Linked DNA regions of Homo sapiens: region 2 is linked to region 1. The links are chromatin contacts, found by Hi-C in ENCODE. All regions are on one chromosome and are shown on one strand. The core of a region is the stretch at or near the end of the contact, and the rest is flanking DNA. Distances in the headings are between cores, read along the strand shown. Region 1 has its middle 84 kb from the start of LINC02532. Region 2 has its middle 62 kb from the start of CD24.

Evidence for each region. Hi-C counts contacts between places; a loop is a spot of excess contacts on that map. Pooled maps may share reads with other maps.
Region 2: a map of PC-9 shows a loop between it and region 1 (7-fold over the local background). The contact joins two enhancer-like sites. A Hi-C loop is called at or near these places in 5 of 168 maps with a recorded cell type or tissue (Caco-2, Calu3, HepG2 and 2 more) and 4 of 50 pooled maps.

What each region holds. Positions count from the first base shown.
Region 1 is chr6:106,869,444-106,873,805 of GRCh38, reverse strand. No RefSeq gene overlaps it. Among named protein-coding and RNA genes, the nearest start is that of LINC02532, 84 kb to the right of the region's middle. Within about 2 kb of position 2,910, at least 3 of the 41 ENCODE cell types and tissues checked have a DNase peak (open chromatin) inside an H3K27ac peak, as active enhancers do; they include PC-9 and mammary epithelial cell, where a contact is called at or near this core.
Region 2 is chr6:106,910,207-106,915,195 of GRCh38, reverse strand. No RefSeq gene overlaps it. Among named protein-coding and RNA genes, the nearest start is that of CD24, 62 kb to the left of the region's middle. RefSeq lists an enhancer at 1,362-1,431. Within about 2 kb of position 1,960, at least 7 of the 41 ENCODE cell types and tissues checked have a DNase peak (open chromatin) inside an H3K27ac peak, as active enhancers do; they include PC-9 and mammary epithelial cell, where a contact is called at or near this core.

The sequences.
Region 1 (4,362 bases), core at 1,661-4,160:
CGACCACGCCTGGCTAATTTTTTTGTGTTTTTAGTAGAGACGGGGTTTCACCGTGTTAGCCAGGATGTTCTCGGTCTCCTGACCTTGCAAGCCGCCCGCCTTGGTCTCCCAAAGTGCTGGGATTACAGGCGTGAGCCACCACGCCCGGCCCCACATGGCATATTTCTGATGTGGTGTTTCCTAGCACCCAGGAGTCCAGCAGTTTAGTTTATATCATTAAACTTAAATGGATTTAAGTTACTGGTCAATTGAACAGCATTCTGGTGTTCACCATTTTAGAACTACTAATGGTATCACAGACTGCCCTCTAAGGGGGGTAGGGGAAGAAGAAAAGAAGTTTTCAACTGAGTTTATAGGCAAGGAATAGAAAAGCCCAGAAGCCTTTGTAGTTCATAGCACTTGAACAGCTCTTCAAATAAACCTTCTGAAGTTCTGGAGTTGTAGTTAGAGCTGTCAGACTTGAGCAACCTTGAAATAGAATGATTATGAGATTTAAGGTGGTGGTCTGTGCTGCATTCGCGATATTTATCCCACTCGTCTGTGTGCACGTGTGTATGTGTGTGTGTGTGCGTGTGTATGAGAGAGAGAGAGATGGGAGAGAGAGTGCCTGCCTGAGATCCAGAGAGACCAAAAGGAAGGATAGGTTATGTTCATCTTCACTAATTCCTTGAAGTGGCAGAGTCTTAACCTGACCTGGCTTTTCTTTTATATTTATTTGATGGAACTACCCATATCTCTTAATCAATATGTCTTTGTACTCATATTTTTTAAGGCCATTTCCTGCTTCTTCCCCTTTTCACAGTGCCATTTTTTTTTTTTTTTAAAGAAAATGCTGTTAATACATTCAAAATCTTTCCTCTGCTGCCATGTTGCAGTTACATTGCTTACTAATTTATTCTCCTCCTTCTTAATGGTATAGCTATCCTCTTCTGGATAAATGGAGTCTAATAACATTTCATCCTCTGCCATCTGGCTTATCACTGGCTTGGAGACACAGCTCTGGGATTTTAGGTAGCCTCAGTTTGAGATGACCCAAATATTGCAAGGGCAGTCAAAACAATAGACAGATCAATTTTCACAACTTTGTACCGGATAAGTTTAGAAGGCAACTGCTACTTTTTGAAGAACAGAAAACATGTGAATGTTGTCTCTTATGGAGAGCCAGAAGGCTAAGAGAGGATGTAGTTCTTGTCCCAGACAAATGTGTGATCTTGAGAAAAATTACTTAACTTGCCCAAGACTCAAAGGCTTTATATGTAAATTAAAGACTTTTTCCTGCTGAAAGGCAGAGGACTGGACCTTTGTTTCAACCAGATTTAAGGTTCTGTCAGTACTAGAATGTAAGAAACACTACCCACCTACACTGATAGATTTTAAACTTCTCCAAGGCAGAGTTGGGTCATATTTCCCTTGAATACCCCTACAGCTCATGGCACACTATTAGTCATCTTAACAGCCACCCTTTGCTGAACAATTTATGAGCCACGTACCTGCCTGGGGACTCAAACTTGTTCAGCAGTGGTTATTAGGAGAAGAGAAGGAAGGGAGTGGGCCACAGTGTGGGGCCTACAGCCTACCCAAGGGCCTCCAGCTCCTGAGAGCAGGCAGCTCTCCGGTGTTGGCATGCACTTCCCAGGATCTAAAGGAGAGATCTTTATCTCTTCTCAGGCCATGCACCGGCATATACACAGCTTCAGGGCAGAGACAGCTGGAAAAGTGTGTCCAGGGCAGAGGCAGCTGGAAAAAAAGTAAGTATTCATACTCCTTTTTTTTTTTTTTTTTTTTTTTTGAGACAGAGTCTCCCTTAGTTGCCGAGGCTGGACTGCGGTGGCACAATGCCGGCTCCCTCCCTCTGCCTTCCGGGTTCAAGCGATTCTCCTGCCTCAGCCTCCTGAGTAGCTGGGATTACAGGCATGTGCCACCACGCTCGGCTAATTTTTGTATTTTTAGTAGAGACGGAGTTTCATGTTGGCCAGGCTGGTCTTGAACTCCTGGCCTCAAGAGATCTGCCCGCCTTGGCCTCCCAAAGTGCTGTGATTACAAGCTCTATCCACTGAGCCTGGCCCATAAGTTTCTTCTAATACACAAACAAAGCTCAGCTGTTGGGCTGCACTGGGCTGCTTGGGTTGTGGATGGAGAAAAACATCAGAAAATTATCCAAATTAGGATGAAAAAGTTCAGTAAGAAGTGAGAGCAGAGGTGGAGAAGGCAAGAGTATGGGAGAAGATGAGAGGGACTTAGGGAAGCAGCTGTCTTCATGACAGGCCTAGGGGAGAAGATTTTCCAGCTAGGATTTGAGAGTGTTTCTCTGTGTGTTATAGGAGTGTAATTCCTCTTTCTGGGCTACAGCCCCCTGCCCTGAGACTTCCAGGAAATGTAAAATGACTCTTTAAGATGTTTTACATTCAGATTTTCTTTTTTCTGCCACCTGGTGCTAAAATGGGCCTAGGGAAGGCCCAGGCTTAGGTTGAACTGGCAGGAAAAGCTTTTCTCAATAACCAGAATCAAGTGGCTCTGCTGACAGCCCTCGGTTTTCAAAGGATCTTGCCAATGGGAAGGATTATGCATAGTGATAGGCAGAGTTAATATGTAGCAAAGTCTTGCAGATGGTTGGAAATGCAGGCCCAACAGATTCTTCCCTCATAAAAAGTGCCAACAGTTTCTTCCCTCATCTCTAATGAATGAGTAATTACAAAGCACCTTCCCATCCATTGTTCCACCTTTGTACCCACGATAACCTATTGAACTAGGCATGGTAAACTAATACAACTCCTACTTAGTAGACAATGTTCAGTGACCTGCCCAATTCACAGAGCTAAGAAGGGCCAGACCTGGGCAAGAATCCAGATCTTCTGACTCAATTTATCTTCATTTGTCTAGGCTCCTTGCCATCTCAGTCTGTCTACCGACAGTAGCACCCCTTCATTCTACCTCCCTGCACTCCCCTCCACCCCCTTGATCATCCCAGGCTTGAATATGGAAGTTGAGGTTTTAGGTCCAAGTGCAACAGAAAACATAATGGCTAAAAAGCCCAAGAGCCTTTTTGCATGTTGCATATATCTTAATGGGAGATATAGAGCTTTTTGTTATTAGTGGGACCTGGGCTCAGTAAATTTGGGGTGATATAACTTACCTATAAATTATAAAATCCAGGAAATAAACCACAAGATAAATACCTCACCCTTCTCCATGTGCCATGCCTTACAATCAACCTGTTGTGGGAAATAACTGGAAGTGAGGGATTAGTCCCCTGAATACATAGAACATTATCTTCTGTATTTTTATTTTTTAGAGACAGAGTCTGGCTCTGTCACCCAGGCTAGAGTGCAGTGGTGTGATCATAGTTCATTGTAACCTCAAACTCCTGGGCTCAACCATTCTTCCACCTCAGCTTCCTGAGTAGTTGGGACTACAGGCATGTGCCACCATGCCCGGCTACATTGAACATTATCTTGACAATGCTCCCTAACCATATAAAACAAAATACTTCAAAACCATCAAGGCATATTTGGAATTCTCCAAGCATACTCAAGGTAAGTATCTGCCTCAGGCCTGTTTAGTATTTCTATCAGCAGCTTGAAAAGTAATGTGAAAGGAATGTTCATAGATTGTTCATAAGGCCAAAGCTGAGAGAGATGGCTCATTTACTGTGTGTAGTTATGGGGAGGCAAAGCTGTAATGCCAGGAGGCCACATATTGAGCAGCTTCTGTGTTCATCCAAACATTTTCAGCTCTCAGGCCCTAGACCTGCTCATTTCCAAGCAGTTTCAACTTCTTGGATATCATGGCCACATCCTGGACCTTGCTATTACTCAGGACTGCTTCAGCTCATGCACTTCCAGCATCATGCTCTCTAAGCACAGTCTTTCAGCTCTTGTTTCTGACTCTCTATTTCACCTATTCTGAACGCATCCACTTCTTGTTGCTACCAACTTCCTTTCTTTCTACATTAGTGAGTCCCACCACTTCCTACCTAGCTTCAAGTCAGAAACTTGGATATTCCCCTCCTATTCCCCTTACTACCCCAGACTTGAATATTGAAGGAGTTCTGAATATACTACCTCACCCTTATGCCAATTTGTCATAAGGAGTGTTTTGCGCTGGAGGCAACTAAGAAGCAGCCAACGTAGGAAGAGCTTTTTGCCTTCCCCCTCTCTGTCTAAAAGCAGGACATAAATTTCCCTATGTGAAGGTGTTCCCCCTCCCCTTTCCCGTATCAGAGAAGAACAACCCTATCACTGCAGACAGAAAAATTGGCACTAAGATGGGACCGCACAAACAAACCTTACTAAAATAAAGCCCCAGCTGTCATTAGTTTCCCTCATATATTTACCTTTCAGCAATTCATCACCTCTAGAAGCC
Region 2 (4,989 bases), core at 711-3,210, 42 kb before region 1:
AGAACGGACATTCTTGCTGACCTTCAGGAGAAAACATTTAGTCTTTCACCATTAACTATGATATTAATATTAATGATAAGTTTTTCTCAGATGTTCTTTGTCAAGTTGAGGAAGTTTATTTCTAGTCCTAGTTTGCTGAGAGATTTCATCATGAATGGGTGTTGAATTTTGTAAATGCTTTTTCAGCATCTATTTTTTCTTTTTATATATATATATATATATATAAATACATAAATACATATATATATATATATAAATACATAAATACATATATATTTTAAGAGACAGGGTCTCTCTATGTTGCCAGGGTGGCCTTGGACTCCTGGGTTCAACGATCCTCCTGCCTTGGCCTCTGAGAGTGCTGGAATTACAGGCGTGAGCCACCGCACCTGGACGTCAGCATCTATTAAGATGACCAGATGGGCCAAGCACAGTGGCTCACACCTGTAATCCCAGCACTTTGGGAGGCCGAGGCAGTCAGACTACCTGAGGTCAGGAGTTTGAGACCAGCCATGGTCAACGTGGTGAAACCACATCCCTACTAAAAATACAAAAAATTAGCCCGATGTGGTGGCAGGTGCTTGTAATCCCAGCTACTCAGGAGGCTGAGGCAGGAGAATCGCTTGAGTCCGGGAGGTGGAGGTTGCAGTGAGCCAAGATCGCACCATTGCATTCCAGCCTGGGCAACAAGAGTGAAGCTCCGTCTCAACAAAATAAAATAAAATAAAAAAGGCCGGGCGCTGTGACTCATGACTGTAATCCTAGCACTTTGGGAGGCTGAGGTGGACGGATCACAAGATCAGGAGATCGAGACCATCCTGGCCAACATGGTGAAACCCCATCTCTACTAAAAATACAAAAAATTAGCTGGGTGTGGTGGCGCATGCCTGTAGTCCCAGCTACTCAGGAGGCTGAGGCAGGAGAATCGCTTGAACCCAGGAGGTGGAGGTTGCAGTGAGTTGAGATCGTGCTACTGCACTCCAGCCTGGTGACAGGGCGAGACTCAAAAAAAAAAAAAAGATGACCAGATGGTCCCTCCTGTCATGAGCTTTCATTCTGTTGGTAAAGACAGACATCAAACAAATGAGAACAAAGAATGTGATGTGTGAAAGATAGAGAAGGCCCAGGGTGCTGAGAACCTAACAGGGGCCTAGTCCAGCCCAGGGCCAGAGAGGTCTTTTTCAGGAAGTGAAGTTTAAATTGAGACTGCAAGAGAAGTAGGAAACAGCTAGGTGAAAGGAGGTACAAAGCAAACAGGAGCTGAGGTCACAGGACCTGTGTTCCAAATCTGGCTCTGCCGCTTTCTAGTTAGGTGAGGAGGGGAGAGTTCCCACAGAAACTCTGAGTTACATCTTGAGTCATCCTCTTAGCATGTAAGAGACAACTTTGTGAACTTTCCTCTTGATGATAATGTGGAGGTGTCACTTTTTTTTTTCAACCACTCTGTGAGGTCCTATAAGTATCTTTTACTTTACCTCAGCAATTGTTTGTTTGTCTTCTAGTGAACAATGAGATTCGGGTAACGTATCTGATTTCTGTTCTGTCTCAGGCGCCTGGAAGTTCAGAGACAAATCTGAGCCTCTGTTTAGTGACAGAGTACGGCCTTATGCAAACACGTGTTCTAATTTTCTCCTGGTCATAACCTTTTAAAACATTTTGCATTTTTTTGACTTTATATTTTATTGAATATATTTCTTATATCCTATAGACTACTTAAATATTTTATGGAATAAAGTAGATTATAAACAAAAAATAGGTTATATAGAAATATACAAAACTGTAGAAGGGCATAAAAATAAAAACTTCAGAGAAACCACTCCCTTATTACTAAGTTTCTGGGTCACCTAACAGGCCCAGCTGCTTCTCCTTCCTTCTATGACAACTATGTGTCCTGTCCAAAGCTTCCTGACTCACCCTGTTCCTCAGGTTTTCCTTCTTCTTTCAGGCTGCCCCAGCCCATGATTAACTGTTGTTCCCAAAGCAAACACACAGATCCTTTTTGCTTTAGGCATTTTGAAAAGGTTGTGTTACTGGAAAGTATACTAGGAAGATAATAGAAGAAGCAAACATGAGGAAATTAAAAAGATTCCAGAAAGTTCCCAAGGCCTTACTTGTTCCTGGTCCCTGACTTATGCTTTCTCACTTTCTTTCAATATGGCACTTAGACGAGCCTTTTGAATTTCTGTTCAGCCTTTTCCTCCCACAGTATAACACTTAAAACTCTCTTCCTCATGGTGTGCACTTAGCCCCTTTAAAGGTTCATCTTCCACTCCAGAGGCCCATGAGGACAATCAAGGCCAGACAGTGGCTGCCTCCCATCTTCATAGTAACTTGCTTTTATGAAGACCTCAGGACTTGAGCAGCCCAAGAGGATTAAACCCCAGTGGGCATTTCCTTGCATTCTGTATCTCTTAATGTAATCTCTGTGACTCCCCAAGGTCAAGGCTCTACATCTTAGGTGCAAAATGATTGTGGTTTTGTTGTGATGGCCGCTGGAAGCTCTGCAGTCATCAAGGCAGCAGTGCTAGAACCTGGTAAGAGTGCCGAGGTGAGAGAGCGGGTGGGCAGGGAGGGTGATGCTGGCATTGCTGGGGCAGGCGAGCTGGGGCCTTCGTGCATGTTAGTATGGAGGGCTTCTTCTACCAAGTTTTCAGAGCCATGGGTGGAATGGTGTAGTTCCTGGGCTTCTGCCCTCACCTCCTGGAACTTGCTGAACCCCTCTTCCCTGGCCTGGGTCTCCCTCCCCAAACCAAACAGTGCATGGATATGGCTTCTTCTACTCAAAATCATCTTCAAAATTGCCTTGTGACCAGTCACTCCAGCCAAAGAAAGCAGATGGAGTCTTTCACTAGCAATTCTTTATAGGATCTTATGTTTACTCCATCTTTGGAACACTCAGTCTTTCCTGCCAGGTGCTAAATCCTCTTTATGTTGTGCAACACCCTAAATAAACAGTATATATGCCAATGGGAGTGAATTTCCAGAGGAATTCTGATTTTGTTATTCTTTCTTCATGCCATGTTTTGTTTTTAAAAGACATCAAATTTCCTTTCTTTGCTGACAAATTCCTATCTCTTACCTTTCATTTAACAATGGAACCAAAATGGGAAGCTTTGCCTCAGAAAGCCCTATGGGTAAAATTCTCAATACTGAGAAAAATAAAACCTAAGCCCCACCCCCACCCCCCCCCAAGTAACTGAATGAATCCCATCTTGGCCAAGGGGACTGCAAAGAAACCTTGAAACCTGAGTTCCTGGCCATGATGGGATGGGAGGTCTGACAGGTCAGACATGCCTCATTATACCCCCTCCCTTGATAACTGCCATTAGTCTTTCTTCCCTAAAGATTAAACAGAAACCAACCCTTTTGAAAGACTCCACTGTGGATATCAAACAACTCCCTGACACTGCCCCTCCCTTTTTGTGGTTTTGACACACTGATAAGCCTGCCTTCCTGATAAGAGACCACTGCCTGTGGAGTGGTCCTGGCCAGTCTACAGATGATGTGCACTGAATACCTTCATGTCCTCTGCTTCGCCTTTTGACATTAGAAGGCCCAAAACTCCATCCTTGGATCCATGAAGAGCATAAAGTTCAATTACACAGGGTTGTGTTTCTCCTTTTGTAACTATTCATGACTCGTCTTAAAGTTTATTCAATATGTATATTCGGTCACGCTGCTCAGCATAAATTCCTGTTCCCTTTACTCCTCCCTTGAAGTGCTGTTTCTGGCTTCTGACCAGAAGCTACACTTCCCAGCCTGTTAGAACGGCTACCTTGCAAACTGCAACCCTTTATGAGAAATAAAGTTCTCCTTTCCAAATTTATCAACCTCATGATTCTTCAGTTGACAGTGTGTTAAAATACCTACCAAGCAGTGCTGCACCAAATAGCTGTTGAATATTGAATCACTAAGAAGCAGCACGGATACCTTGGGCAAGCAGCAGCATCTGGCCTTGTTTACTTCCCTGAGCTGCAACTAGAGGGACGGGGCCTCCTAGGGGAGTGCAGTTCCTGGAGAGGCTTCTGTGAGTGCCCCATGTCATATTTGTGTTCTGGAGAAATTTGGCTAGAGTCAACACTCAGGAGGAAGTTTTAAGAACAAAGGGAAATGTGACAAAAGATCCATGGGTAGGTTTTCTTAGGAATCCAAAGAGGCCATTAAATAAAAGGCTGCTTCCTTTATTTTAGGCTACTGGTATATTTTTACACATAGAAAATGACAAAACAGAGTTGCAAAATATTCATTTAACCATAAACTTTCATACTTACAAACACAGTGTTTTGTGTTTAATTTCCTTTGACAATAATGTTGTGTGTATAATTCCATTTGACAGTAGTATTAAAAGCAGAACTACACGGATGGTGGGGTCAGGTTAAATCTGTACCCCCACTTTCCCACTTCTCCTCTCTCCACCCCCACCTCCTGTGGCTATCATCACCACGATAGGCTCTGGAGGGAGGGAATGAGGTTCGGTGAGGTTTGGTTGCCAGGAAACCACACTACGTATATGATCAGTCTCTGAGTTCTCTCCGTCTTTCTCACCCTATCTATGAAATTCTTCACAGAAATTTAGTTTTTTGAATAAGTAACATATTCACATAGTTCAAACATCAAAAAGTACAAAAGGCCATAAAACAAAAAGATTCTCTGCCACCTATCCATCATCATTTAGTTCCTATCCCCAACAAGTAACTACTGTTCTTTCTTTTTTCTTTTTTGTTAACAACTATTTTAGATCCAGTTCTATATTCTTTCTTTCTTGTTTGTCCTTTTAGATTTTTTTATGAATAAGTAATTCATAAAGACATATTTAATTCTCCCTCACTTTTTCTACATATGTGGCTGTCTGCCTTACCCACGTGGATGTTATGTGTTTTGGTATTTGTATGCATGATTTCTTGTACTGATTCTTTAAGACTCTGTTTATTCTTTTATTGCAGCTAAAGATTCTTTCATTGTAAGTATTTACTACAGTTGATCAAATCA